Regions from separate parts of the Mus musculus genome. Here all the other regions are linked to region 4. Evidence: chromatin loops called from intact Hi-C (ENCODE). Cell type or tissue: heart. All regions are shown on one strand. Each heading gives the region's core, and the rest is flanking DNA. Links, peaks and the distances in the headings are about the cores only. Region 1 has its middle 4.4 kb from the start of Gm32002. Region 2 overlaps Rasl11b (RAS-like, family 11, member B). Region 3 has its middle 25 kb from the start of 1700019F05Rik. Region 4 overlaps Scfd2 (Sec1 family domain containing 2). Region 5 has its middle 20 kb from the start of Usp46os1.

Region 1 (6,087 bases), core at 483-5,482, 120 kb after region 4:
CGTGGGAGTGTCCCTCTCACTCAGTGAGGCTTGACAGCATGGAAATTCTACCCTTCAGTGTGGCCTCTGAAGTTAGGAATTCCTGGTTAACATCTGCCCTGTGACCTCACTCTGTCACAATGACTCCATTAAGCTGACTCATTTAGTCCTGTGGACTCCATACAGATGATAAGGGCTGGCACAGAAAACACCCTCTCAGGCTCTGGGCCGACTGTGGGCTGTGGGTTTGAGCAAATGAGCGCCTTGCCCTTGACCTCAGTGTTTATCCCGGTGCTCAAGAGATGGAGATTTCGTGCCGGCGATTTTCTGTGATTCCATTAACCAACTCCTGTGTCTGTGCTAGTGTTTCTTACGAGACTGTTAGGTGTTTTTACATCTAGAAATGACTGTGTTTGGGCCCTAACACCAAATAAGGCCAGCCTATAGGACATGGACACACATGCACACGCGCACACACAACCCTGTTGTCTTCTGTTGGCCTCACACGTCAGTAGAGCTTGGTTTCCAAAGCCCATGTCTCTTGCTTGCATAACTCTAGGAATAACTGTCCCCGTCGCTATGTTCTACACTTTCTTGCCTCATAGCTCTTTGCTAAAGCTTCTTGTTTACTATGAAAAAGCTAAGGGTTTAAATATGTCAGGGGACGGCTCTTCCTGCCCCCCCCCCCCAAGGCATGAGTTGAACTAAATAGAACCATACCTTAGCTGTCTTTCCAAACCAGCCACGGGGAACCAATTTACAACCTAATGATCACACAAATGCATGCCCAGAAATTCCCCTGCGTGTCATGTTCCTACCATGAAGGACATACTGTGATTGAGTGTGTTCTGTCTCCCAAAGACAGGCAGGGTGCTTAAAGGGCTATAGAGCTAAACAACTGGCCATTGCAGAACCCATACAGGACAGCCGTACAATGCACTCTGTGTATCCATAGAAAGTCAGGGTTGAGAAACAAATTTCACAACATGGGAAAGTGTTTATGGTTTGCTATTACGTGGGGGTTGTGGGGAAGGCTGCTGGCAAAACTGAGTGTACCATATGAAAACAATTATGCAGAAATTATGTATATATCCATAGAAAATCTGGGAAGGCTTTTCTCCAAAATGTAAACACTGAGGGAACCCTCGGGGGTTTGAGCATACAATGCACAGTTTGTGCACAGCACATGGGCATCCTGGACAGAAGAGGGGTGGCAGGCATTTCAGCATGGGCTGCCTTCCTGAAATAAGTCTTTTTTTTTCTTATTTATGAAATGGCACCATATAGGCTGGCAACAGCCCAGCAATGTGGCTGACTCTGACGCCTGTTCTGTGTGTTTTCTTGCCTTTTCCAGAGAGTATGTACTCTGTGTTACTATTTAAAGGACTCATAAAAATAATCCACTTTCAAAAGATAAGTACTAGAAAATTGGGTAGGACTGAATCTTTGATGATATTAGGGGATTGGTTTTAGTTTTACGTTTGCTAATGGCCTTGTGGTTATGTTTTTAAGTCATTATCATCCAAAGATACACACTGAAATGTGTCTGGGTGAAATGGTGGCATGTCTAGGGTTGTCTTAAAAATAATACAGGAGGTAATTAAGCGGGTAGCCACATATTATAGAAATTCAAGGTCATAGGTTTTCATTGAAGCTAAGTACCTGAAATGTGAGGGTTTTTATTCCTTTGTCTATTTCAGAATCACTTACAAATTGCCATAATGCAGAGCCCTGAAAAACATAAAATTAGTTTATATCATTGTGAGTGTCAAGATTTTCCAGAGAAACAAAATATACATACAGAGTAGACCTTCTTATCCATGATTTGATTACTCTTTCCAAAGATTGAGTTACCCACAAGTTAACTGTGGTACAAAAATAGGAAACAAGCAAAGCAAGAACTAAATAATTCTCCAGTTTACAATTGTACATTGCCTGGAATTTCACTGTTCTCTGTCTAGCCCAGGACACAAATCATCTCACAGTCCAGTGTATCTATATTGTATATGCTAACCAACTGTTAGCTATCTTGGTTATCAGAGTAATTGTCACAGCGCTACATTTGAGTAACCTTTACATACTAGCTTACCACCACTCACAGTGTCTCCGTGACTTACCTCACTCTGTCTAATGTAGATATTACATCATCTCACAGCAGCATCAGAAAAACAAAAAGGTGACCACACTGCAGAAGGATATATTTACAGAAAGACCATATTCATATAATTTCTACTATAGTTTTCTATAATGATGCTGTTTAATTGTTATATCAATATCTTACTGTGCCTTACATATAAAATTCATACATATGCATACACACACATATGTAAAAACCATTAGGCATTTTTTCCAGTTATCTCTTTTAACAATTCTGGGGGCTGGAGAGATGGTTCAGTGGTTAAGAACACTGACTGCTCTTCCAGAGGTCCTGAGTTCAATTCCCAGCAACCACATGGTGGCTCACAGCCATCTATAATGGATCTGATGCCCTCTTCTGGTGTGTCTGAAGACAGCTACAGTGTGCTCATATACATTAAACAAACAAACAACCCACAAAGTCCCATATCCACAGATTCAACTAACTGGAGTTTTAAATATTTGGGGTCTGTGGGGGAGACTTCTGTCTGCATTAAATGTGTAGACTTTTTTGTTATCTCCTAAATAATATAGTACAACAACTATTTGCACAGGATTTACTTTGGGCGCTATAAGGAATTTGGAGGTGATTTAAACTACACAGGAAGATGTGCATTGGTTGAGTATAGATGGTATCATTTTATGTAAAGGGCACAGAATACACCGCTTTTAGTGTCCACGAGGGTTCTGGAAGGAACCCGCTTTGGACACTGAGGCATACATGCACACACACTCTCCTGTGTTCCACTGGGAGTCTTCTCAGTGTGTAAAGGCTCGGGAGTTATAAGTTACGTGTGGGAAGGGAAAACTCAGAGATCACACAACTGCAGAGACTGGATAGTTCCGATCTGCAGGGTGTGCTAGCAAGTTGGAGGGTCGGAAAGAAACCAGAAATGCAGCTCAAGTTTGAAGGCCATCAGATAGAGAAGTCCCTCCTGTTTGTCTTTTCTTTTATGCAGGCCTTCAAGTGATTGGGTGAGGCCCACATTAGGGAGTCTAGGGACTGATCTCAGCCCAGAGCACCCTCGCAGAAACGTCCAGAATAATATTTATCTGCATTACCAAGGCACAGTCGTTGTGGCTAAGGTGATTGTCTGCCTTTGCTTCTGGAGGAACTGAGTAATTCTACAAGCTGCCCGAGAGTTCCCTGTGTGGTGACTAGTAGATCGTGGTTAATATTCTGTTCAGTGAGGTAAATGGGAGCCACAGAGATGGGCAGATCTCTGTGGATTCCAGGCCACCAAAGGATACACAGAGGGACTCTAACAAAAATGATGTAAATAGATAAGTTAATAAAAATGCAAACAGCAAGGCACATGCCACTTCCCACTTCCTCCAGTGACAGCTGCTAAGACCTATTCTTGACCCTGGAGACCACACAAAGCCTCAGTAGGGGACAGTAACATTGCTACCATCACACAGCTAAAGGCCAGTAAATGTGTCCCCTAAGATGGACGGGTGAGTAGCCAAAGTTTGGACAAGAACCACCAATCACATATTTGTATCAGGAAGAACAGGATGTAGCTCCTGGGAGCATTTAGAATAGTGAGGGACTCAAATACAGAGTTACTGTGTTGCCTAGGGATACTTCCAGGTATGAGTAACTGTGAAAGCCAGCCCTGCCCGCCACACCCATCCAGCTTGCCCCCCCCCACCACGACCCCCCCCCCGGCCTTTAGTGGTCACCGGTGAGTATGTCCACGCTGCTGCCGCTTTCAGTGATGTCACTTATATCAGACTCTAGCCTGCTCAGCCTTCCGATGTGAACTGAAGACCTGGAACCCTCCAGGGCTTCTGCCACAGACTGGGACTGGCTGAGGTGCCCAGCTTCATGAACTAAGCAGCTGCCAGGTTCTCAGCCTCTCCACTGTGCAGACCATCATTTCGTCACTGGTGCATAACATTCAAGCCAGTCCAAGATATATATCTTAGGACCTCGCTCAGTGACCCCTGATCGTCAAGACCTGCTCCAACCACCTGTCCCTTCTAATCATTCCCATCTGGCCTTTCCCGGCCTCCACTGCTCTCTCCTCCCTAGACAGATGGGCACTAAAAACAAGCTCTGTGTGCATTGTTGGTCAGTTAACACACTGTGAATTCGTGGGGGTCTTGGGGCTAGTTTGACGCAGATGCCACCTTTGCTCTCCCCATTTTCCAAATAAGGAATTCAGATCAGTTTTCACACACAGGAACAGAGCCACTTATGCTTGCAGCTGTAGTGTGTCTGTGCACCTGGGCCTGCCCAAGCTGAAATTCACACTCACCATTGCTTAGAAACAGAGGCCCACCTCAAAGCACCACTTCATTGTGTCCCTATGAAGTGATGAAAATTAAGTGTTTCTGTAGTGCCTGTTTCGTGAACCCCCAAAATCCACCAAGGAACCGATTCTGATGCAATCGCACTAGGGTCTCTTTTTTACAAGTTCGAGCTTGGGCCACATTGCTGTCTCTGACACAGTAGAATGGGAGGGTGAAGGCCAAACTTTCAGCGGGGGGGGGAGGGGGGGGGAATTTTATAGGAAATGGTAAGCACACGAGGGGGTTTCTAGCCTGGCACACATCTGATTGCGAAGCCATTACAGAATTTTAAAATAATTGCCCCTTAAGATAATTGGCTGTGCTGGGTGCCAAACCATAAACTTACCTTCCCCTTTCCTTCTGATTGGTGGCTGTTAGGAAGTAAAGTGCCAGGGGAGGGCTTGTAACCTGGAGACACAGGTTTGTTGAGGACTAACCTGGAAATTGCTGTTACACTCAAGTTTGTTGGGGAATAACCTGGAAACTGGTGCTAGCTGCTGGCTTGTTTAGTTAACTCGAGTTCAACTTTAAGTCAGGTTCTCTGAGATGGAGTCTGAACCCAAGATCTGGTCTCTCATTTTTACCAGCTGACTTTGAAAACTAGCTGAAATGGGCAGGGGGAGGACCTCCGCATTGTGTATTCGATATGGAACTGAAGCCCACTAACACTGCCCCATAAGCACTTCTCCGCCTCAAGGGGCCCTGCACATCTGGCCACGTCTTCTTGTACCTCCTTCTGTATTTCTATGTCCGGGCTCCTTCTGCTCCAGCCCTGCCTGCCTGTCACACACCGTTCCTCTCACAGGAGCACACACCACTGTGCCCCACAGAAGACTTTGCTGTGTGAGGCCTGCTGACATCTGCCTCAGTTTCCCATGGTTGCAGACGCAAAACCAAACCAAACAAAAACAAACAACAATAAACCCATCATAAAGACCAACCAAACACAAGAACAACAAAAACCACCTCCAACAGGTGCTTTAAAATGACAGGAGAAGGACGCCTGAAGCCATGGTGCCAGCGGAGCCAAGTGGCCTCTCCAAAGGTCCAGGAAATTATTTGTTCTGACGTTTTTCCAGCTTTGAAAGCTTCAGGACCCAGCTTCTGCCCATCTTCCCACCTGGGTCCCCATGTCTCACTCTCCTCTGCCTTTTCTCTAGGAAGGACAATTGTCATTGATGTAGAGACAGTCAGATGATTCAAGATGATCTCATTTTCAGAATTTTGGTTGTATGTACCAGGACCCCACTTCCAGGCTCTAGGGATCAAGAGTGGAGCATATCTATTTTTTAGGAGGGCTGGGGGCGGGGGGAGTTACACACACAGATCACCTATTCTGTCCTATCAGTTAGGATCCCCACAGCATTTGGCACTTCCTCTTCTTGGGTCTATTGTTATTTTAGGGACATAAGCTTTGTTTTCTGCTTGACCTCACACAAGAATCTGTTCATGCCGGGTGGTGGTGGCGCACGCCTTTAATCCCAGCACTCAGGAGGCAGAGTCAGGCAGATTTCTGAGTCTGAGGCCAGCCAGGTCTACAAAGTGAGTTCCAGGACAGCCAGGGCTATACAAAGAAACCCTGTCTCAAAAAACCAAAAATAAATAAATAAATAAATAAATAAATAAATAAATAAATAAATATTAAAAAAAAAAAGAATCTGTTCACTAGAACAA
Region 2 (6,087 bases), core at 368-5,367, 78 kb after region 4:
TCCAAAGTTCTCACTACATCTCAGTGTTGCAGTAAGGAGGGAGTTCTCAATAGATGAATCCATTGATGAAATCAAACCACTCATGGTCCAGTTACCTCCTCCCCAGGATCCCTCCTCTGAGTGCTGCTGCATTGAGGACCAAGTTCTCAACCCATGAGCCTTTGGAAGATGTTTCCTACCTAAGCACAACAATGTCTAAGCATCGTCACTACGAGTGTTGAATGCCTATGCAGATCACTGTCACTCAGAAAGCAGTTAGGTGTTCTGGAGTTGACATCTTCATTTACCATTTCCACAGTAACTAGGTGTAAGAGTTTTTAAAGGGACCTCCCCTATGATAGCCACCTGAAAGTGACATGAAAGGCCCAGCAAAGGAGCTGAGCACTAATGTCTCTCAGACCTGAGTATATTTACCACCTAAGGCCTGCTGGCCAAGCCAAAGTAAGCATACACAGGCCAATCTCCATCCAAGGGCCCTGCAGCTACTTTACGTATACACAGTTGAGAGCCTGGTAAATACTATGTGGCAACTGAGGTCTGCTCCGTTTGGAGTCCCTTCCCTGTAAACACAGAGCGCAATCAGTGTTTGGAAGTGCTCCACACGGAGGGTCAGGCCCTATGCAGATAGCTGTTTATGCCATGGTCCCTACAGTTACAGTGGTATTTCCCTAACAAAGAATTCCAGACCCTGCCCCAATACCACCATTGTTTCTTCTTACCCTGGTTACCAGAAATGGAATCTCAACAACAAATAACCCAATATTACAAATGTTGTCTGTTGGCTTGCCCAAGAAACATCAAAACGCTCCGCCACTGCTCTCAAAGGAACTTCTGAAAACCAGATGGTAGGCGGCTTGCAGGCCATGTCAGAAAGAGCAGGAGCGTAGCCTTATAACTAACAACACTAGTCCCGTTCTCTTCTTTGGTTCAGGAACTAATGAGGACAATAAGAACTTGCCCAAACCTTCTCTCTGTAGACTTCCAGAGGAGTACCCAGACAGCCTTCTGGGTTCTTTATTGTAAGCAGGCAAGTGCCTCCCTGCTGGGCTGTTACCCTACCCAGAGGTTCTGGGAGTTCTCCACAGCTGGGAGCCTGTCATCTCCGCTCTGCTAAGCAAGACCACAGTGTGCCAACTGCTCCATTGTGGGGATCTGCCCACAACTGTTCCCGTGCCCAGATTTATTTTTTCCCCCTCGGGGTAAAAGATCAATCCACCCACCCCCATTTTTTGATAAATAAGGGGCTCTCTATAAACATAGCCACAGCCCCTAAAGCTTGGGGTACTGAGCTGCTGGACAGGCAAACCTTCTGGAGCTGGTTGAGGAAGGCTTTATAGACTCCCTCCCACCCCCTGCCACTGCACAACCAGGCCAGGCCCAGCCTAGGGCTGCAAATGGTTTTGATTTGAGGCTGGGAGGAAACTAGAGAGCCAGACATCAAGACAGACGTGGGTTGGGCTCTGAGACAGACCGGCTGGGAGGCAGCCCCTCCAACCTGGGCATCTTTATTACCGAGGGGGCTGGAGGCCAAAGCAGCCAGCAGCCTCCAGGCTAATGGCAACAGCAGATGTGGACCGGTTGCCAGGAACCCTAGGGCCACGCAGTAACCCAACCAGTAGCAGAAGGGAGGTGGAAGAAGCTGGGTTAGTGGGGCCAGGAAGGTAGGTTGGTCAGAGAAGGCCCAGAGCTGCTACTGGGTCTGGGATGGGGTGGGGGTGGGGTATAAACTCTGGCATCAGTAGGGTCCAGGATTGGCTTTTTGAGAGCCCAGCCAATTCCTTCCTTCCGTGTATAGGATACTGAAGAGAGGTGGTGGAGTTAGTGTACAGAATGTCCTTGTTTCAAATATCTATTTCTGGTACCCAGACAGTCAGTAAACGAAGTAGGGTGCTGTAACCGGCTGGCCTTAAGCTAGCATAATCTCAAAGCTTTGTCCTCCTCATCTTAAAATAGTGGTGATACAGCCTCTTAGGAGTCTCCCAAAGACTAAAGGAAGGCATGTGCAACCTGTATGTTGTAAATACTCACTAAACCCTCATTCCTCCCCCCTCTGCATCAGACTCATACCTAGCCCTGACTAGAGGGAGGGGAGATTGCTTCTCAGGCCAGAGTTTGTAGACATCAATTTGGGGGGGGGGGGAAGTAGAGAGATGCTACTATTGAGACAGATGAGATTAGTGAAACACTATACCAAGCGTATGCTCAGAACACAGTTGATCTAGAATTACGAGTAGTCGATCCCACTTGAGACGGTGGCCTAGATTAGGTCTAGGGTGGTTCCTGCCTGAGATTCCCAGAGATCACTCCCTCTGCCTTCTCTCCACTTCATCCTTCTGTAGCTGAAAGACCTGCCTGGGTGAAGTGAAAGACTGAGTCTCCACAGAGGTTGGGAGGTGAGAGGCAGTCATTGGTGCCAAGGGCAGAAGATGAGAAGGCCCAGGGCACAGCCACCAGGCTGCAGAGGCGGGCCAGAGTACTACAGAGATGCTTGTGGTTGTGTGGTGAGGAAGAGGGGGGAGGGGGCAGTAGGAAATAGAAATCTAGCTCCTCTCGGTCTTGTGCTACGAAAGTCTACCCTCACCAGAGCCTCTTGTCTTCCAGTGCAGAACAGAAGTGAGCTGAGAGTCAGTGAGCAAGTGACCTCTCGCTCATGGTGCATTGCTAACAACCGCGCAGTAGGAAGACAAGCTGAGAGATACATGTCTCTGCCCTTGTACTGTCTTCATCGTCCATCGACACCATTTCCCACCCTGCTGCCATCACACATCCTTCTCAGGGGTGAGGTTAGGTTAGCTTTGAAGAGGTTTTTTAAAAAAAAGAAATGTTCTATGTGTCACAAAGCATAACTGCCAGAATGTCACTGTCAAGGGTAGTCAGATGGTCCCCTGGGAAAATGAGCTTAAATAGCCCAGCCCCCATCACCGCAGACTCCCCGCACACCCCGCTGCCTTACCTATGCATCTTATAGGTGAGGCATGATGAAGAAGTAATACTGAATCCTCAAGAACTTGAGGACATCCCTTGAAACCTCGACCCTGCTTTATTTATGAAATCGTGTCAGCCCTCCCCCACCCTACCTCCCAGGGTTATCTGGAGAACTAACCAAGAACAATCTGGAAGGTGCTGCCCAGATGAAAGGACGATGCCCTGCCCACAGAGATGTTGACTCGACTGAGTTCGCAGGCAATGTCTTGCAGGCAGGCTCCAGTGGCAGCAGAAGAGAGGCCTGCCAGCTGCGGCACATGTGTGTGACAATCGCGTCACGGGAATAGCCCCTGAATAGCTGCAATGGCTGTAAGCTCTTACTATGAGACTAAAGTGTAGCCTGCGGACACGGCGTGCCCCAAAAAGCTTCACGGAGTGCACCAAGCATGAAGAAGCACTGCTTCTGTGGAGAAGCAGACACACCCACAGCAGCTCTACTGTGATGTGCACACACACAGTAGGTCTACCCAGAAGACCATGAAGAAACGGAGACATACAACTCTGGAATAGAAAGGCCAGGTTACAAGCAACAATGTTTGCAGGTTGTAGACTTCATGTTAGTGAGTTTGTTCTGCAAGGATATTTTTTTGTACTGTGTAAAATGTGGATAATAAAATGTACCTCACTGATCACATGTTGTGAGATATAATGTCAGCCTGTTCCCTGACTCAACTTGCTCAATAAACACAGGATTCTAAAAACTGCGTCCTGGAGGGCAGAAGGAAAACATTTCAATAAAGACCCAGTCAGATGTCTGTTCTTATCAAATGAGAGATTTATTGTACATAAAATAAATTAATTACAGTTTGAGCCAAAGCTTAAACGGCTTCTTAAAGTGCATCTGTGTAGGGGATTCGGCAGGTAGCCCTGCATCTGGTCACTCTTGAAAACAGCATCTCAGTATCTCAGCACCCATAGCCACGACTCAGCCAGGCCCAGGAAGCAACCCAACGTCATTGCCATGGGTCATTTACACAAACCACGCCACCATCAACTAACACTTTTTTCTGTACCTGATGCCACAGTTTAAAGAAGAAAAACAACAACAACAACAACACACACGACTATACATCGTCACGTTAGGCAACCCACAGCTGAGTTTTTCACAGCTACTCAACCCCGGTGCCCATCTTGTGTCAGGAGACCAAGCACCTTCCTACAGACCACAGCTCACGGGTGTCTGTACACGGAATATTTTGGTCTAAAACTTGAACTTTATGGGGTGGGGAGAGTCCCTCCTTGTTCTTAAAGAAACCTAGATATCCTTCAAGTCAGAAAGTTATCCTGTAAAGAGAACACGTTGGAGTCAATGAGAAAAGCAAACCCTCCCCTTGGGAGAGAGAGAAAGCCCATGATGTTCTTTGTTCTCCTCCCCACCCCAATCCACATCCATGTTTTTGGTGCACCTGACCATCACTTAGAAGACAGTGAGGAACAAAAGCATGCCCCATCCCCACGTAAACGACTTGGCAGATCAGTCCCGCATCCGTCCATCTGTCCTCACTTCCTTTGTTGCAGAATTCCAAAAGGCCCCTCAGGCCCCTCTGCCACTGCTCTTTCTGGAACCATAACTGCTGTCAGCCTGCCATGGTCCCATCTAAGAAGAACCTCGGGCTTTCTGCCCAGAAGACCAAACCCCCTCCAGGAGTCGTGCCTCAGACCGACGTGACAGTCCTCACTTTGGCAGACAGAGCCTGCTTAAACCTCCTCTTCAGGTCTTGCATGTTGGGCGACTTGGGTCTGGGGATGAGGGAAGTTCTGCGTTTCTCGGGGGTGCTGCTGGGCTGCTGCTTGGGGCTCACTTCTTTGCACAGGACATGGAAAGCATTGTAGACGTCGTTGTAATTTTCACTGACAGATACTTCATAGAAGGAGCAGCCGAGCATGCTGGCCAGTTGCAGGCCAAGCTGAGGGTCCACCTGCTTGACGTGTAGGAGGTCAGCTTTGTTAGCCACCAACACCACAGGCAGCCGAGTGCCCGGGTGCAGCTGCTGCACGTGCTGGTGGAGCTGGCTAATGAGTTCGTAGCTCTTGTGGTCCGTGATGGAGAACACGAGGACGACGGCATCTGCCCAGCGAATGCAGCGATTCAACTGCTCGCTGCAACTCAAGCCATTCTCGTGCACCTGAGGAGAAGAGGGAGAGCAAGGTGAGCAGCTAGCAGTGGGCACGGCACTGAGCTCTGGCCACAGCACATCCCTCAATTCAAAAGAACCCTTCATAGCGATGGATGGCGGGTTACGGGTTGTAAACAAGTTCTATTCCCCACACACTTGGGCTTTCTTAACAATATGTTGATCCAGCTGCTTGGAGGGAATAAATAACAGGGCAGCTCACCACACTCAAGTGGAAAATGGACCTGCAGAGAACTCCACGCAGAGCGACTTTGTAGTTGCACAAAATGGGAAATTAACTGGCTAGACAGTAAGTCTGGGGAAGATAGGAGCTGGAAGCATTTAAACCTGGATAACTGCCCAGTTCAGGACGGGGAAGGGGGGAAAAAATCCTAGCAGAGCTCTTTTGTCTACAGAGAAACTTTCCACAACATAAAAGTGATTCCGGGTGTTGGAGACTGGGCCTGAATATTTGGGTTTTGATGCCAAAGGCACATAAATAAAAACCAAAGGAAGGAAGTACTGCCAATTCTAAGGGCTGGTTTGGTTCCCCCTGCTCCGGTGATTCCCCTCCTACAAGAGGGGCTCCCCTTCTTCTCCCAGCTCCCCAAACTGAACCGGGCCAAGGCTGACCTGCGGTCAGGTACAATTTAACTGTCAAACCACAAGTACCGTCTAGACCTGACTGCCCACATCTCGTGTCCCTTACACTTAAACAAGTGAGCAGTGCCTCAGCCGCCGGTGTCTGCTCTGGCCCTGTCAGCATCAGTGTCTCACCTGGATGCCCGGAGTGTCCTGGACCTGAATAGCCAGCGTTTCTCCTTCTATGTGAACTTGTCTTGTGTAGAGATTACCTATGAAGACAGAGAAAGGAGAGTGTGTTCCTCTTTCATGTGCAGCCTCGGGAAACATTATGGTTTGGGTTTTTGTTTGTTTGTTTGTTTGTTTTTAATGTACCACGACTTGCACCGATACACACAAGAGAAAG
Region 3 (6,087 bases), core at 441-5,440, 340 kb after region 4:
GGTGTACTCTACGTTGTCCTCAGTTAACACTCTGTAATTACAGCCTGCCTCTCCCATCAAGCCGTACTTTTAATCCTGGGGCAAAAGCACTTATTTGCTCCCAGCAAGCCTGCTGACTATACATAGCACTCCTGGCTCCATAACTCTCAGGTCCCACTCAGGACAGAGCACTCTCTTCCACCACACTCTAGACATGGCTTTTTGCCTGTGTCCCCATAGGCCAGTGGTTTTCAGCCTTCCTAATGATGTGACCCTTTAATACAGTTCCTCATGCTGTGGTGACCCCAAACCATAAAATTATTTTCATTGCTACATCACAACTGTACTTTTGCTACTATTATGAATCAGAATGTAAATATCTTTGTTTCCCAATGGTCTTAGGTGGCCCCTTTGAAAAGGTCATTTGATCCGCAGAGGGATTGTGACTCACAGGTTGAGAACCACTGTTGTCGGTCATTGTTTAAGAAATATGATGGTGCCACTATCATTCTTGGGAGTTGATCTGAGAAGGGATATGGAGTTAAAAGTTTGTGGTTTTGAAATAGCAACCTTTGAAGTAAAAACGTACCAGCTAATTGTGTTCTATTTGTGTAAACCGCTTCTCCAGAAAGCCCTCTGGAGCTGAGATGCCTGTTGCAGTAGGTTCTGAAGATCCTGCAAGGTTGTTTCTGCACAGACCCATAGCTTGATAATGCACTGCCCTATTTTGTAGCTCCAGTGTCATGTAGCCCCAGAGCACATAAAATGTGGCCAGTCTAAGTTCAAATGTGCAGAAAATGCAAAGAATGCTCCAGTTGCCAAATGCCTAAAACAGAAAAAAAAATAATAATGTTGCTTGGTGAAATAATATATATTTGGTCTATGGGTTAAATAAGAAAGCCCCATGTAATCGGTTCTCCCCTTGCCTCTCCCGCTTCTTTTCCTCTGTTCCTTCTTTCTATTTTACTTGTTGTATGTGTGTGGGAACATTCATGCACCACCAACGTGCGCTTGTGGAGGTCAGAGGACAACTTTCAAGTGTTAGTTCTCTCTTTCCATCACATGGGACCCAGAGAGCAATCTCAGGTCGTCAGTCTCGGTGGTAGTAAGCACCTTTACCCACTGAACCATCCTTGACGGCCCTATTTCTCCCGATTCTTTTTTATATAAAGCACTTCTTTTTTGTTAGCCACCTTAAAATTAGATCTCTGACCTGCAGCTGTGACTCCCATTGTGCGTCTATTGGACAGAGTCGGTCCAGCTATGTTTTACAAATGTCTTCTTAAAGGGCTTCTTTTCTGAGAGTGGAGAAAGATTTATTATATGCAGCAAGTAATGAGGTATCTTAGGGTTTCCATTGCTGGGAAGAGACACCATGACCAAGGCAACTCTTATGAAAGAAAACATTTAATTGGGGCTGGCTTACAGGTTTAGAGGTTCAGTCCATTATCATCATGGCAGGAAGCATGGCAGTATCCAGGCAGACGGTGCTAGAGGAGAAACTGAGAGTTCTACGTCTTGATCCAAAGGCAGTCAGAAGGAGACTCTGTCCTCTGCAAGCAGCCAGGAGAGAATGTGTCCTGCAGGGGCCTGAGCTGGAGCACTAGGAGCCCTAGAAGCTCAACCCCACAGCAATGCACTTTCTCCAACAAGGCCACACCTATCCCAACAAGGCCAGACCCATTCCTACAAGACCATACCTCCTAATAGGAGCACTTCCCATGGGGCAATCATATTCAAACCACCACAGGAAGGCTCAGGAAATATTTAAAAGCAATGCACCCACACTCTTTGAACAAAGGATATCTGTGGGTTTTGTTCAGAAGGCTTATACAAGATCATATTTGAAAGCACTGTAGGGGCAGGTATGTCCCTGAACATGCTCAGTTAGTTAAGAAGTAAGTTCCTGAGCATGCTCAGTTTAAGCTCATACTTCAAGAAGGAAGAATGACTGACATGACCTTAGGCACACTTAGCTGGAGATTCTAGAACTTGTGTTCAAAGGTTAAAATGTCAGGAAGGCTTTTGGGTGTAATTCAGTGAACAGGAATTTTCTGGGTACCCTTAGCTGTCTTGTAAAGGTGACAGACAGTAACACTTCTTGGACATGCTCAGCTTTCTCAAAAAACGTTATTTTGTACCATGCAACATGCAGGAACGTTGTGAGCAAGTCTTTTGTCCTCTGCTCCTGCCTCCAAGTTCTTTGACTCCATCTAGGGGCAGCCAACAGAACCTCTTGTGGTTCTAGTAATAAGGCTTGTAATGTAGATTCCTTTCATCAATCGATGGGTTGATTGAGATAGGGCCTCACTGTGTAACCCTAGCTAGCTGTAATTCGATATGTAGAGCAAGGCTGGCCTCAGAATCATGGATAGCCATCTGTCTTCCTCTGTCTCTTGGGTACTAGAATTAAAACTCAGGCCACCATGGCCTTTTAAAATAAATGGCTTTCCAACTAAAAGTTTAGTTTTAACTTCCAAATTGACAACTGATATCTCATTCAGACATCTTATCTCTCCTCGTTTGTGCTTAGTGCTTAGATCAGATAACTTTACAAAACTTTACCAAATATTAAACTTGTATAATTGGGACTCTGCTCCTGTGAGCCCATTCATCTTCAAACCAGGGCTGGCTCTGGTAAGTGTTCAGAAGTTCTTTCTGGCTTCAGGATTTTATAATTCTTTCTTAAAATTTGAGGCCTGAAAGAGAAGGAAGATCTAGTATAACCTGGGGGATTTGAGGCAGTTGAGAAATGATAGAATTTTCTGAAGACAAAAAAAAATCTTTTTTACCAACCCTCCTCCTGTTGCTCTAGAGTCAAGATACCAGTCATTGAGTAGGCAAGGAGGGTCAATGCTGCCTCCTACTGGCCTGACAGGGGAGCAGCAGGGTATAGAGAAGATGGCCATGTCGCTCTTTTGTTCTGGTCAGAGCCAGGACAATGAGGGTAATAGCAGTTTGGACAGTAGTTACCAAGTGTGATTATGTGAGGACCACAACAGTTACTTAAGAGGATTTCTCTACTGTACGGGCTAAGGGTCTAATTCTTGAGCCCAATGGGAGCTACCCCCAGTACCCTGGCAGAGCAGTTGCTCTCAGGATGTTGGTGGACTAGGCTGGGGAAGCCATGTGGGTCCTCAGTAAGAGCAGCTGGTGCTCTTAACCACTGACGCATTTCTCCACCCTATTCATTCTTCACAGAAGATGAACCGAGTTTCTGAATAAAGCCATGGTAGAGACAGAAGGGGCATACACATACCTTTTACTGTCCACTTAACACTCGGTGTATTTATGAGAAGGTAATCTGAGGGAAGCCACAGACCTGGTGCTCTAGGCAAACGTGAAGAAGCCCGAACATGAAGTACACACCCAGACTCATGCACTCCGGTGCTTACCCATCCTCCCAAGTGCATCACTGACTTTTTGACCTCTGGGTTGTTTGAACTCTTATTCCATCTTCTATAAAACACATGTAATCTACATTATGAAAATGTATACATGCACACACCGCCACCGCCACCACCACATACACATATATACACTCGCACCTTTTCATGTAAGCAAGGGACTCACTTGTGTTACTTCCAGTAAGGAGGGCCACTAGATATATTTGGAAACGATGAAAACAGGGCTCTCCGAGCTGCTACCTGAACTTTCAGGAATGGAAAGAAAGCTATCTGATATCCATAGAAGAGAAAGATGCCCCAATACAACAGACATCAGAGTCCAGAATAAATGACGGGACCTGGAGATCCACCGAGTAATCTCACTGTCCCAGAACCCAGGAACACGAGTCATCTTGCTTCCCCTTTAGTCTTTGCTTCATTCCTGAAGCTTCAGTGTGTTGACCTTCTCACGGTCAACTATTATGGGCTGCCTCTATTCTTACCTGGAGCCTGTTCTACGCCTGCCATTCCCAGCACATTTCATGTGTTTTGCCATCTGCCCTCTTGTGTCTAATGTTGACTGTAGTTTCATGGTGTCTGCCTTCCTTGATCGCTTATAATCTTCTAACATGCCTGCTTTTCCTCCATGACTCTATCCCTTGCTGCCAGACATAGACTCTTTCCCTACATGCTTCTCATTCTGGAGTCTGTCTGTCACACCATCTTCCTGAGGAGTGGATTCTGAAGGCATAACCCCTACGATTACCACAGGGCAGAGCCTTCTCGCCAGGTCACCTGATGGCTCCCTCTAAGTTGAATACCCTGAGGTTGTATGTCTACATCTGTTTGATCACCAGCCTAGGGCCACAAGACATAGAATGTAGGGCCATGGGACAGAAGTGTAGAGAAACACTGTGAGTCCATCCCTTTATGTGGGGCCCGTGGCTGCATCAGATTCTGAGCTGCTTCCTAGACCACCAACATCTTCGTGCTAGCTTCAGTCCTTACCTCCAGTGCCATTCTCCTGCTGATGATCTTCTTGGTCCAAGAACACATTTTGAGGCTGCCACTTGCCTTGCTTAGACTGCTTTTCTCTTTAATGGGGAGTCAACTATGAGGTGGGAGACTTGTTAACTTGCTTCATTGGTTAGAAAAGATAGTGGGAAATACATAGGTGTCTATAGTGATCTGCAACTTCCTATGCCCTTGGTGGCAAGTGCAACTTGGTGTGAAGAACCTGTGAGGGGAAACAAAGGCATTTGGAGGAGCTGGAGAGGCAGCTCACTTAGTATCTTAGGGCTTCTATCACTGTGTTAAAACACCATGGACAAGGAGCTAGGAATGGATCAATTCCCATTCTTCTACAAGATAACCGCCAGTTGTGCCAGCACCATTTGTTGAAAATGCTGTCTTTTTTCCACTGGATGGGTTTTGCTCCCTTGTCAAAGATCAAGTGACCATAGGCGTGTGGGTTCATTTCTGGGTATTCAATTCTATTCCATTGGTCTACTTGTCTGTCGCTGTACCAGTACCATGCAGTTTTTATCACAATTGCTCTGTAGTACAGCTTTAGGTCGGGCATGGTCATTCCACCAGAGGTTCTTTTATCCTTGAGAAGAGTTTTTGCTATCCTGGGTTTTTTGTTATTCCAGATGAATTTGCAGATTGCCCTTTCTAATTCATTGAAGAATTGAGTTGGAATTTTGATGGGGATTGCATTGAATCTGTAGATTGCTTTTGGCAAGATAGCCATTTTTACTATATTGATCCTGCCAATCCATGAGTATGAGAGATCTTTTCATCTTCTGAGATCTTCTTTAATTTCTTTCTTCAGAGACTTGAAGTTCTTTTCATGCAGATCTTCACTTCCTTAGTTAGAGTCACGCCAAGGTATTTTATATTATTTGTGACTATTGGGAAGGGTGTTGTTTCCCTAATTTCTTTCTCAGCCTGTTTATCCTTTGTGTACAGAAAGGCCATTGACTTGTTTGAGTTAATTTTATATCCAGCTACTTCATTGAAGCTGTTTATCAGACTTAGGAGTTCTCTGGTGGAATTTTTAGGGTCACTAATATATACTATCATATCATCTGCAAAAAGTGATATTTTGACTTCTTCCTTTCCAATTTGTATCCCTTTGATTTCCTTTTGTTGTACTAAGGTCAAATCTAAGTGGATTAAGGAACTCCACATAAAACCAGAGACACTGAAACTTATAGAGGAGAAAGTAGGGAAAAGCCTCGAAGATATGGGTACAGGGGGAAAATTCCTGAATAGAACAGCAATGGCTTGTGCTGCAAGATCGAGAATTGACAAATGTGACCTCATAAAATTGCAAAGCTTCTGCAAGGCAAAACACATCGTCAGTAAGACAAAAAGGCCACCAACAGATTGGGAAAGGATCTTTACCTATCCTAAATCAGATAGGGGACTAATATTCAATATATATAAAGAACTCAAGAAGGTGGACTCCAGAAAAATCAAATAACCCCATTAAAAATGGGGCTCAGAGCTAAACAAAGAATTCTCACCTGAGGAATACCGAATGGCTGAGAAGCACCTGAAAAAATGTTCAACATCCTTAATCATCAGGGAAATGTAAATCAAAACAACCCTGAGATTCCACCTCACACCAGTCAGAATGGCTAAGATCAAAAATTCAGGTGACAGCAGATGCTGGCGAGGAGGTAGAGCCAGTGTTCATGAGCTTTTCATCACGTGA
Region 4 (6,087 bases), core at 544-5,543:
TGGAAAAGGGCGGCGCTTTCACCCCCAGAAGACAGTCTACCTCAGCTAGGCACTGTAACATAGGCTGGCCCTGAGACCTAGCCTGTGCACAGCCCTGGATAGGATGGGGAAGAATTAATGCAGGATAATGAAAACCTAGAGGGGAAGCGCAAAACAAAGATGGAGAAAGATGTAGGGGAACCAAGAATGGCTGGGGAGGATGATAGGAGAGGAAGCTTTTGACTGGGTGGGTGTGCTGAGAGGTGATGTGGGGTCCGGCAAGAAACACGGACATCTTGACATGTGTGTCTTCAACTTCCTTCCAAAGGAAAGTAAACATGTTTTAGATTCACAAAGTATGTGTGTCATCCTCTTGAGTGTAAAATAATTGGTATTGGGCATTTCCCAGTGACAATGTCCAGTGGCAAGGCAAATGCCAGACCCGTGTTTGGGTTCTCTCTGTAACAGTATGCTGTCTGGAAAGGCTGACCTCCTTATCTCAGGATTGGTGGTTTTAATTGCTTAAGGCACCTTTCAAATGAAGGAAAACGGAGTGTGTGTATATAAAGCCTTCGACTGACTGGGATATCTCCTCACTGTATCTGTATGCATTTAAAACAATGAAATATAGAAAACTTCATGTATGTATGAAGTTCTAATAATACATAAGAAAACGAAATCCAACTGTGTATCCTTTTTCTGTAAAAATCAGCCCAGAATCTCCTGAAGATAGAGGAGCCAGAGGAAATAAGAGCTGTGTCATTGACCAAGCCTCTGGCACGCCTATACAGATGGACATTTGTCACACACCTCTGCTCCAGAGAAGCCGCCTTCACCCAGGGGCAGATAAGCAGAGCACTAGATTTCCTTACCACCTTTAAATTTAACAATGCCCTTTCTATATTATCTTACTTTTAACTGTTCTGTCAAGAATTGATTCTCTTCCCCCACGCGATACTCACCAAACCTACCACCTTTCATTGCTGGTTCTCTCGAGGGCCAGAGGCAGAGAGCTCTGGGGCCTGCTCTTTAAGCACACAGTGCCAAGGTTCAGACCATGTTTATCGGGGTTGCTGCCTCTGCTAGTTTCCTTTTAGAGCATAGTACTTCTTGTTAAACATCCAAAAGCAATGGCAGTAAGCACCCAATAGCTAGAAAAGCAACCTAAAAGCAAACTTTAAAGAAATAAACCGCCTGCCCGATTTGATACCTTCAAAACATAGCTACTGTTGCCGAGAGTTGGCCATGTGCCAGTGTTGTGCTGCCTGTTCTTTGCTGGTGTTTTGTTTTGTTTTATTCTGTTTGGTTGAGACAAGCTCTCTCGGTGGAGTCCAGTCTGGCTCAGAACTCTCTGTTTCACGGGCTGGCCTCAAACTCACAATCCCCCTGCCTCAGTACTCATGTACCCGCAATGCTAGGATTATAGGCATGGGCCATCACATGCAGTCCATCCTTGCATTCAATCCTCCCCAGCACCCTGAGGCATCCAGTGCTTCCGCTTTCCACATGGGAGGGTTGGGCTGAGATGGGTCCTGGTCCTGATGGGAGCGTTTGCCAGTGCCTTGACTCTTTTCTGAACGTTGGATCCAAAGCCAGGGAGAACAGTGGTAAGCCCTCTGCAGAACCATGTCTGGTCTCAGGGGACACACTCTGTCTCAGCCATGACCCTTGCAGCTTCTGGACCATCCCCCTTGCATTGGCATGGTAGCCTCAAGCCTTTCTCCCTCACTTATGGTGACTATGTGTTCTCCCCATTGCCCTCCTAACAACACTTTGCTAGTCCTTCACCCAGCATCTCCATGAAGAATTAATGGGCATCTTCTGCTCCAAACTACGGCTCTAAGGAAACATAGTGATGAACCAAAGAGTTTATTTCTTTGTAGGTCATTTTCAGCACTCATGGGTGCAGACAGAATATAAGTAAATACTACCCTGCAACTTATTTTGAAATTCAATGACCTCTAGGATTTAAACCTTCTACATCCACCTTAGGGTGTAATGTGGTAGACACTTAACACTGATGGAATGCTCCAAGCCCTAAGCAAGTATTCTAGTCCATAAATGGTGCTACAGCCTGTCCTCCAGAGTCTAGGCAGGTGTAAGCAGCCCCTTCAAACCCTTAGCAAGGCTGTGACTCACTAAGTAGAGAAGCAGAGTCCCCACCACCACCCCACCTGCCCTCATGCCTTAGAGGACCTAAGGGGTCGGGAAAAATGAAAATAACCATGGCAGTAGTGTGTACAAGGCTCATGGTAAGAGCTTTTACCTTGCACTCTACTGACTAAGGTCATTCTGCTACTGCCACTCCCTCTCACGACCCTCCGTGAGAAAACAGAAGCACACGATAGTTTGCCAATGTTACCAAGCTCAGGCAGGACCTCAACTACTTGTCCCCAGAGTCCATGCCAAAACCTCTCTGCACCGTCTCTGGAGGCCCACTTCCCTGTAAATGCTCACTCATCCCTGATAGCCACATGGAGGGGCTTTTCATTCCAGTGGCCCGCTGACTGATCTGACTCAGCCCAGCTCTGTTGTAAGTCCCTGGGCTCTGTGTGTCCACTATGTGCTGCAGTCGCCCTTACCTGGCTGAACCAGTGAGTACCAGGGTTGCTGTAGTCCTGGGCAGCGCTTGCTGAGTTCAGAGATGCTACTTTTTATGTAAAAGAAGATTGACATGGATGAAGAGTCTACAGACAGGCAAAGGACAGCCTCAATTGTATATGACTGTCCTGTGGCTATTGCTGCCACCTCCTCCTCCTCTTCCTCCTCTTCTTCCTCCTCCTCCTCCTCTTCCTCCTCTTCCTCTTCCTCCTCTTCTTCCTCTTCCTCCCCCCCTCCTAACCAGTTCTGTCCACCAGTGTGACACAGCAGGTGTGTGTTCTGAGTGTAAGGAGCCCAGCACACTGCTGCCTCTTTCTCAGAATGCCTTTTAAGTCCAAGCTTGTACCTGAGTATGACCAGAGAAAGTCCATTGTCCTTCCCATTCATTTCCACTATTTTTGTGTTGTCTTCAGCCCCAGGCTCCCAGCTATTCATATTTTCTTGAATTGTGCTGTCACCCCATTGTTGTCACTAGAGACTAACTTTTGCTTCAGTGACACAGCTCTTCCATAAAGAGCCTTAAGAAACCTGTCAGGCCTCACTCACTGCATTCTTGACTCCAGCCAGCAGAGGGCTCTGCTCACCATAGTCTCTCCCTGGACTCAAGCACTCAGGCAGGGCAGGGCATCTGAAATTGCTGCAGCTCCATTGCTGCAGCTCCAGAGAAGAGCCACAAATTACAGACCGGCTGTTAACACTCTTCCTGGAAGGAGTGCCCGTGACCTCGGCTTGCTTTCCACCAGGCAGAAGTAGTCAGACCACAGCCAAGTTCATGGTTTGTTATACATACACACAGCATCCTGTGTGCCTGAAAGACAAAACGGAATATTTGAAAATGGCCTTTATAAATCCAAAAGTGTCATGTTCTATCATGAACTGTAATTCGCAAGCCATTTTCCTGCTCTTGGGTAGAAGCAGCAAGCTATGAGATTTAGAACTTACATTTGGATGGTTTTATGACATCACTCCAAGTAACAGTTGGTTGTCTGGACCTGAGATACCTAGTGTACGCAGTCCCCCCACCTCTCTCTTGCATAGATATGCACGCACACACCCACACACAGTCTGCTGCCAGTCCCTATAGCAGCTGCTCCATCCTCACACTGCCTGGTTCTGTCTTACAGTGAAGCGACTGTAAATCAGACATCCTGTCACATCACTGCAGGGTCCTGACCACCTCTGTGGGAGCTTCCTGTTTCCCAGTGAAGAATGTATAAGAAGAGCATCTGTCTTCTAAGGCAGCCAGTCACAGCTGCACACATGCTAAACACATCCATGCACTCACAGCCGATCACCTGTTCGCCCTGCGGCGATGGAAGATCAGACGCTAAAGCTCCGCTGCGGGATGCAACCAAAAATACCTGTGTCCTCGGCTTTGCATGTTTTTCCGTTGAGCTTGTCATCTTAGGCACCAGCCTCCTCCCTACCCAGCCATCAACTCTTCGTCTGTCACAGAGAATGTCTTTTGCACCCAACACCTAAAATGCCAACCGTCCCCTCTGCACAGCCAAACATCAGCATTCACACCCTTATGACATTTGTGCTGCTCTTAGTGCAGTGGTGGTGTTTCCCAACTATAAAATGTCTTCCGTTACTCCAAGTCAAAGGAATATGGTGGTGTAGACATTGAATTATCGTGTACTTTCAACAAAGTAAAATGTTAGTTGTCTTGGATCATTGTGTTTAGCTAAAACATAATGACTGAAAAGACTAGCCGAAGTTAAGTTGAAACTACAAAGTAGATCCCTACTGGGGTATGATGAAAAGAAGGGAAGGGCTAGGCTCATGCCAACCAGCCAAGAAGCGATGAGGAACAGGAGCCTCCAAGCTCAGACATGGCTCAGAGATGCTGGGTACCACGAGGCTCAAACAGTGCAGTGGAGAGAGAGGCCAAGAGGAAACAGCCTCAGCTGTAGTTCAGCGAAGAAATGTGTTTACTTGTGGGTGTATGGGGAGTAACAGCTACCCCGCAGAAGGAGAGCTAGCACAGGCAGGAACTGAGCGGTACCACAGCATGTCTGGGACTTCAGAGGTTCTAATTCCGGGACTGCCTGTGGTAACTGTAGTCCCTTTGAAAGTCACCGCACGCACCTTCCAAGACTGTGAGGCTCTGTAAATCGGAGTCGCATAAGCTATTCTGTGCCTCGTAAGGAAGTCACGAAAGTGAAGTAAGATGTATAAAACTGCCCAGGACAGGGACTGCCAGTAGTTAGGCTTTGTAAAATGTGTCCTAAAGAGTCGTAGATTTCAGGTGCTGAGGATTTGGGGATGAGGTCCCAGGACTACAAACTGACTGGGCCAGGGCTCACTGCAATGGAGAGCTGATGAGAATCAAGCATGAAGCACAGTTGGCCTGGGAAGTGACATCGGTTCCTTTGTAACAAGGTTGAGGATGCTGACTATAGACAACACAGGGAGCCTTGAACACATTGTGCTGGTCACAAAAGGACAAAACACTGTATGGTTGTACACATGCCAGGTACCCAGAGTACTCAGGCTCATAGAGATACAGCACAGATTGACAGGGGCTTGGGGTGGGAGGGTGGGAAGTTCTTGTTTTATGAATAGAGAGTTTCGGTTTTTGCAAACTTTGTCTCTTCAGACAGTGCTAATGGCTACATAATAGTGGGATGTACTTACTGCAATGAATCAACTGCACACTGTGGCCGCTCCCCTAGCCCCGAACTGGGGTTTAATACAGGACATCTACATGCTAGAGAAGCCCTCAACCCTTAAGCTAAGGCATTTTAAGAGAGCTAATTTCAGTGTTTAAAAGGCATTCTGTATGAGGTGTATGGTCCCAGTGTGCTGTGCCGTGTGGATGTCAGATGTGAACAGTAAGGAAAAGGGCATACAGAAAGATATGAGAAACCCTGTGATAGCTTCAGACTTTAAATCTTTACCAATTCCTGGCAAACAAAAATTATTATTCTTTTTTTTTTTTTTTTTGAGACAGGGTTTCTCTGTGTAGCCTTGGCTGTCCTGGAACTCACTCTGTAGACCAGGCTGGCCTCGAACTCAGAAATTTGCCTGTCTCTGCCTCCCAAGTGCTGGGATTAAAAAAAATTATATTTATAGTGAACAACATTGTGCTGTTCTGTTTGAAATGTGGGTACTTACGAAGTGATTACATTAGACTGGCATAGCCATTCACTTCTCATAGGCAGATTTAATTTGGAATCTGTGCTAGCAGCAATTTTCAAGTGTGCAGCACATTATTATTCACTATAGACCCTGTCTTGTACAGTGATCTCTTAAACTCTTCCTCCCACCCATGTGTCTATCTATGCTATGTTTTGACCAACTTTTAGAATCCTCCCATTTACAATATTCCTTAGTAAATCTAAAACTGTTCCTTAAAGGCTATTTTTTTAAGATTTATTTATCTTTATGCACATTTGGTGTTTTGCCTGTGTGCATGTCTGTGTGAGGGTGTCAGACCCTCTGGAACAGGAGTTACAGACAAGTGTGAGCTGCCACGTGGGTGCTGGGAATTGAACCTGGGCC
Region 5 (6,087 bases), core at 611-5,610, 280 kb after region 4:
CTTTTTGACAGAATCAACTTTCTGGGACTTGGAGAGAAGGCTTAATGGGACAGTGTGTATGCTTTCGAAAGGACCTGAGTTGGTTCCCAGCAACGCCTGTAACTCCAGCTTTGGGGGGATCTGGTGCTTTCGGCCTCTGTGGGTATCCTCACCCACATGTGTGTACACACATGATTAAAAATAGATCTTCTCAAAAGCCATTCCTTTGAAAGTCCAGATGGTGCCTCTTGTGAGCTCAAGTATCTATGTATTCTAATCAACGTGTTTACATATTACCAAGTCCTTAGACTCTGGCCAGACTTATCAGGAAAATCAAGGCATGAGAGTCTTGAAGTTGCGTGATCAGTACTGTTACTGGCTTTCTAACAAGTGTTGGGATTTTTAGCTGCCCATCTGAAATACAGTGCTTTTGGACTACACCTGAGGAACTTACAAAAGAATGAAGATTAATTTCATTTTGGTGATGAGAGACCAGGGTAAGAAATGACATGAGAATATGTAGAAAAGGTTGCCTAATTCTGTGCTCATTTGCTACATGGCTGTAATTTGTTACCTTGGAGCGTCACGGCATAACACGGGTTCATCTTTTACTTTTTATCTCTCAAGAGCGAGCATGCAGGTTGGATGGGAATCAGAAAGGCAGGCAGGTGTCATAGGCTAGGCTCCCATTAGGTTTCACCTCCTCGTGACAGTGGGAATTTGGAAATTCAAATGGAGATCCAGCTCTGACTTGGTTGGAAGCCAAATAACCCAACAATTAAAACCACCATGTCTACATATTCAGCCAATCACATTCTAGAGGCTATCGTAATGGTTCTTGCTGGAGAGAATCCATGTGCCAACCAACTAAAAATGACCACCAGAAGAATTGAAGGATGGATGGGGCCAAGTGGAGGCATGCGGAATGCTTGGACTATACATAGTAGAGTTCATTCTCCAGCTGTGTGTGGAGAGTGTGTATGGTATGTGTGTGTGTGTGAGAGAGAGAGAGGGAGAGAGAGAGCGCGCCTGGTTGGACTCAGAAGACTTTGCTTTGGATGTTTACTCAAAAGGTGGGATTTTAGTAGACACATCTGTGAAGCCTATGATGGCTCTGAAGAAGGAACATTCTGAAGAACCTGTCCTGGGGTGAGGGCCTGTGTAGATAGCAGGAGAATAAAGGCATAGGTTTGGAGAAGGATTTGGGAATAAGTTAAGACTCATTAAGGCTTAGCTTCTAGCCTTGGGGAACCCTGCCACAATTTGGCTATGGTGCCCACACCTTTAAGAGACCAGGATCAAACTCTGATCCTATGCATCATAGGCTGTTACTGCACTACTGAGCTAGATCCCATCCCTGTCCTGAAAAGTCATACGGGACCCAGGATACAGATACTTAAAGGCCATAAAACACAGCTGTAAAGTGACAAAATGATGTGACAGTTAAGCCATTCAAAGAAGTCAAGCCCTAAGAATCTCTGGCATCTGCACACACACCACACATTCACACACACACATACCATATACACATATCTCACACATATATACACACACCACACATTCACACATACATGTCATATACACACATGTACACACACCACACATTCACACACATGCCATACACACCACACACACACACACCATATACACATACACACCACATATACACACCACACAATCACACATACACATACCACATATACACCACACAAACATAGCCCCCACACCACATATACACCCCCACACCATATATACACCCCCACACCCCACACACACCACATATATACACCACACACATACCACATACACCTCACACCACATATACACACCCCCACCCCCACATATACACCCCCCACACACACACCTCACACCAAATATACACACCACACACACCCCACATATACACCCATCCCCAGCCCCCACATATACACCACACACACACACACACACACACACACACACACACACACACACACACACACACTTCTGTGTGGATCAGCAGCAATTCTCCATGTGGAGACGAACTCTAACATGCAGAGACCTTTCTTATGAGAACTAGGCAGAAAGACTACACAGGCCAGTAAGGGAAGATCTTTTGAGACAGACAGGAGCTAGCCTGAGAAAGCTTCTCTTTGGATGTTGACAGGAGCTGGCCTGCTGCTCAGAGCTAAGCCATGGGTCTCCTTGCCTGCCACAAGCAATCTCACAGAACAGCAGCCTTGGACGAGGTCATGCTGTGACTATGAGGAAGTCAGACAAGAAACATGTCTACTTCATAATTTTCTCTAGATGCAGGCAAGAACAAGGTCGAGGTGTAAATGGTAAAATGCTAGCTAGCGTTGCTCCCGGAGTCTGAGTGAGGAGGGATGCTGTTTTACCAATTCTCACTCTGTCTCCTCTTGCATCTGACCCAGATATCAAGATATACAGAGAACCACTCCACTTCCTAATGGTGCGGGATCCTGAAAAGCTATTGTTGTCCTCCTCCACAGTCCCAGCCGGAGGCTCGGGCTGTTTGAGCTCCAAGACCCCTTTAGTAGATGCCCAGGGTTCTGCATAACGCATGGCCCCAGCTGCAGCTGCACTGGACTCAGCTTAATACCGTAATTGTGTGGGTAGTCTAGCGAAAGGAGATGTAAGTCACGTTCTGAGCCTTGCTGGTCTAAGAGCGGGAAGGAAAAAAATGACCGCAGAATAGAGCGATTTTCTCTGAGGGGTCGGTTGCATTGGTCTGTATGCCAAGTCTTCCAACTTCGAGTAAACAATGACTTTAGGCTTCTCTCCCTTATCAAAAGAGCAGAGTTATAGAAGTTTCTGGAAAGCACATTGGCTTGAGCCTCTTGAAGTCCCTGTGGCTCAGCTGTGTCTCCAGAGCCTTTGAATTTGCTGAAGCACCAGAATCCCCAACTTGAGGGTGAACCCTGAAGCGGGACTTGAGAGCCTTCCCAACGGAAGTCCAGAAAGCCCACTCAGCCTTAATTGAGATGGTCCTAGTCTCTCTGGATGTTATTATGTACACTCAAAAGTTTTCCACAACCCTAAGCTTAGACTTAGACCAAGTACACGCCCTGGGTGTAGAGTTGACCCAGGACACAATAGTAGAGTGTGGTGCCCTCTAGTGAGAATGGCCTAAAACACCCCCTGGAGCTTTCTCAGAAGAGCTCAGTGGCACAGTTTTCTACTAAACAAAACCCTAAACTAGAACATCAAACCAAGAGCTGCTGTTGTGAAAGCAAGCCAAAGGTGAAGTCAGAGCACTCTCATCTTTCTGCAGAATAAAGCAAGAGGCCCTTTCGGAGAAAGTGGGCTCTTGAAGTCAGTGACCTGCTTGTCTCTCAAATCTTGTGTCTCAAAAAGCGGTTGAGCGAAACACATGCATGATCCTGATGGGTCTGCATTAAGGGACCTGAGAGAGACATTGATGCCACTCTCATTGAACATGTTAATGCTACAAAGAAAAACCTCCTGATGGGGGAAGGAGGGGAGGAAGGAAGGAGAGAACATATGAAATGGATGGAAGGGCTTACATCAAAGACCAAGGAGCCACCCTCCTATTTTAGGGAGTGTTGACAAACAGCCCAAAGTAAGCATGTAAGGGGACATAGCACAACTTCAATCCTAGTGTCCTGCCCAAGGCCAATAGCTGGCTTTTACTGATCGACATTTGACTCAATGCTTAACAACCTATGGAGCTTGGCTGACAAAAATTACAAGATGAGCCGGTGTGATTGCTTACGGGGTAGAAGTGCTTACCTCCCAGCCTTGCAACCCTAGTTAGATCCCCAGGACCCATACGATAGGAGAGAACTGACTGTTCTGAGTTGTCTTCTGCCCTCCACACATGCACACACACATGCGAATACAGACACATAAACATGCACATGCACACAGATGCATACATGTGTGCACACACACATGGGTACATACATGGGACACAAGTACACACACGTAGACATGCACACACATGTATGCATACATATGTACACAGACATGAGTACACACACATAAACATGCACATGCACACAGATGCATACATGTGCGCATACACACACATGGGTACACACATTGAACACACATAGACATGGACCTGTGCACTGATGCACACACACTTTCGTAAAACGGTACAGAAGCACCTATTTGCTGTTGAAGAATTTCTGGCAAGTTGGTGCGCACTTTGGAACCGTCCTAGATTATTTTTTGCCAGAGATGTTTGTCGTTGCATCTGCTGACGCCCAAGTCTAAACCATGTAAAAAGATGCTGACTACATGAGCCTCCTAAGTCCAGGAGCAGACACAGTGAGGGAGTGAGGCATCGGACAAGAAGTCTGCTGTGACATTCTGGGAAGAGGAACTGTGAAGAAGCAAACAGTGGAAGTGTGAGAATCGCCACTAAAGAAGACTTGCGAAGCCGAGCTGAAGGGATGCGGAGAAAGAACTCGCTCTTCTTCCGAAGCGTGACTACTGAGTGGCTTTTGTCACATTGAACACTCAGTGGAAGCAGCCTCATGGAATTTATCTTAGAAAGAAACTTCAGGGAAGGCAGACATATTTTATGTCTAAGAAAACTTTCTTATTATGGGAGAATTAAAAACGCAGACTCTCATTGAACAAAAGAGCAGACTATGGAAGGAGGCTGGACCCACAGTTACTGAAGCTCCTGTTAGGGTCAGAGCCATGCTCTGAAAGATTCAACAAGCTCTGCTCCAACATCAGTTCCCACCATGTTCGTAAAAGAGCTGAGAGTGAAAAGGAGAGAAAGGGGACTTACTCATGTGTGGCTAGACCTGGAAAAAGAACAAAGAAAGGAGTCTAGTGACCCCCAAGTCTCCCTCCCAGCATGCTGAGTTAATGGGTATGCTTAATGTATGCAGGAGGCATGCGTACACAGGCAGTCATAGTCCAAATGAGGTCCTGCCATCATTGTCTTAGCCCTGCTAAGCTGTCAGAGCTGTGTGAGGTTCTAAGGACATGACTTCCCCCTGGGCTTGGGACTTCAGCCATTCTTTTTCCCCAGCACAGGGCTCCTGGCGGCGGGGGATGGAATTTAGTTCCTTGGTCCATTTTTTTCCCCCAATAGTCTGAGAGCATACGTGCTTCTCCCCTATCGTCCATCCTGCTAGGAAGTTATAGCAGCACACAGGAGCACAGGCCTACCTTCCTGCACAATGAAAAGATGATCAGAGAGGACTGGAAAGTCACCCGATATTGAGCCTCAACTCCTCAGGCTTCACCAGCCCTGTTCAGATGAACGCAGGAGGTGTGAACGTGATCCAAACGACAGGCAGCTCTAGAGGGCGGACCACTTGATCTCTCATCTCTCCTAAGCTCTGCTGCAGTGAATGGAAGTGGTGATGTACATTGGAAAAATTAAAATGAAAATAGTTATGAATATGGTTCTTACATATGTTTGTATAAGTGGGACACTTTTGCATAAAACAGGTCCTTCTTTTAGGTCTGTTAACTTTGCCATTACCCCTTACTTTTCTGAAAATTTTTTCAAAAGGATGGGCCACACAACTGGACAATGTGCAGAGAGTGAGACCTTGGGACACTTCATCTGACCCCTCCCTTCAGGGCTCAGGGAACCCTGTGGAAAAGGAGGAGGAAACATTGTAAGAGCTCGTGAGGCTGGGTGAAGTGGAAATTTCTGGACTCTTTAACAACTCAGCTGTGTCATGTGATGTTTTTCCTGGACACTGTCTTGTGAGGGGGCATCTGATGGTTTGCTGAAAACAGACACTTAAGAGGGCAAGTAATGGTGAGAAGGAATAGAAATGGAACCCCCAAACAGTGAGAGGACGCTTTTACATTGTTGGTCTTCATTAGTCTTTGTTGGTCTTCGCTTCGAGGATAGGAACACGCCAAAGAACATCATGTGGTATTCCATCTGATTCTGGACTTTCTGGATCATTATTGATACATGTTTGGTGTTTGCTATTGGACTACACTGCTGATATCCTGACAACAAAGAGTGTAATTGCCCCAAGGAGCTACTTCTAAACAGGCCCACAACTCCCTTCTATTAACCGTCTTTCTCCCTTACCCCTGGTCGGTGGGCTAGAAGGGAGGTTGAAGCGTTTAAGAACCCTAAATAAAGTAGGTTTTGAA

What was found. A loop is a pair of places that touch in the nucleus more often than their neighbours do. Peaks named below come from ENCODE experiments on the same cell type or tissue, not always from the same donor. Only the 100,000 strongest peaks of a DNase experiment are listed, where the experiment ranks them.
Region 1: a loop joins it to region 4, with 2.8 times the contacts of the local background. A loop is called at or near these places in 3 of 42 quality-filtered maps.
Region 2: a loop joins it to region 4, with 3 times the contacts of the local background. A loop is called at or near these places in 15 of 42 quality-filtered maps.
Region 3: it touches region 4 in a loop (8-fold over the local background); 25 of 42 quality-filtered maps call a loop at or near these places.
Region 5: it touches region 4 in a loop (5-fold over the local background); 23 of 42 quality-filtered maps call a loop at or near these places.

What each region holds. Positions count from the first base shown.
Region 1 is chr5:74,154,129-74,160,215 of GRCm38, reverse strand. No RefSeq gene overlaps it. Among named protein-coding and RNA genes, the nearest start is that of Gm32002, 4.4 kb to the left of the region's middle. In heart, for the core only: a CTCF peak has its summit at 2,455 (motif pointing left); no DNase peak of the experiment used is centred there; H3K27ac peaks cover 2,609 bases.
Region 2 is chr5:74,197,133-74,203,219 of GRCm38, reverse strand. Rasl11b (RAS-like, family 11, member B) reads right to left here. Exons shown (of 4, transcript NM_026878.1): 3 at 5,877-5,953; 4 at 3,743-5,111. The coding sequence ends at 4,641. Among named protein-coding and RNA genes, the nearest start is that of Rasl11b, 4.8 kb to the right of the region's middle. In heart, for the core only: no CTCF peak of the experiment used is centred there; DNase peaks (open chromatin) are centred at 3,229 and 5,089; H3K4me3 peaks cover 1,039 bases; H3K27ac peaks cover 3,421 bases.
Region 3 is chr5:73,934,750-73,940,836 of GRCm38, reverse strand. No RefSeq gene overlaps it. Among named protein-coding and RNA genes, the nearest start is that of 1700019F05Rik, 25 kb to the right of the region's middle. In heart, for the core only: CTCF peaks have their summits at 2,190 and 2,846 (motif pointing left); no DNase peak of the experiment used is centred there.
Region 4 is chr5:74,275,012-74,281,098 of GRCm38, reverse strand. All of the region lies in intron 5 of Scfd2 (Sec1 family domain containing 2), which reads left to right. Among named protein-coding and RNA genes, the nearest start is that of Gm32064, 39 kb to the left of the region's middle. In heart, for the core only: no CTCF peak of the experiment used is centred there; a DNase peak (open chromatin) is centred at 3,198; H3K27ac peaks cover 1,849 bases.
Region 5 is chr5:73,990,732-73,996,818 of GRCm38, reverse strand. No RefSeq gene overlaps it. Among named protein-coding and RNA genes, the nearest start is that of Usp46os1, 20 kb to the left of the region's middle. In heart, for the core only: a CTCF peak has its summit at 3,105 (motif pointing left); no DNase peak of the experiment used is centred there; H3K27ac peaks cover 543 bases.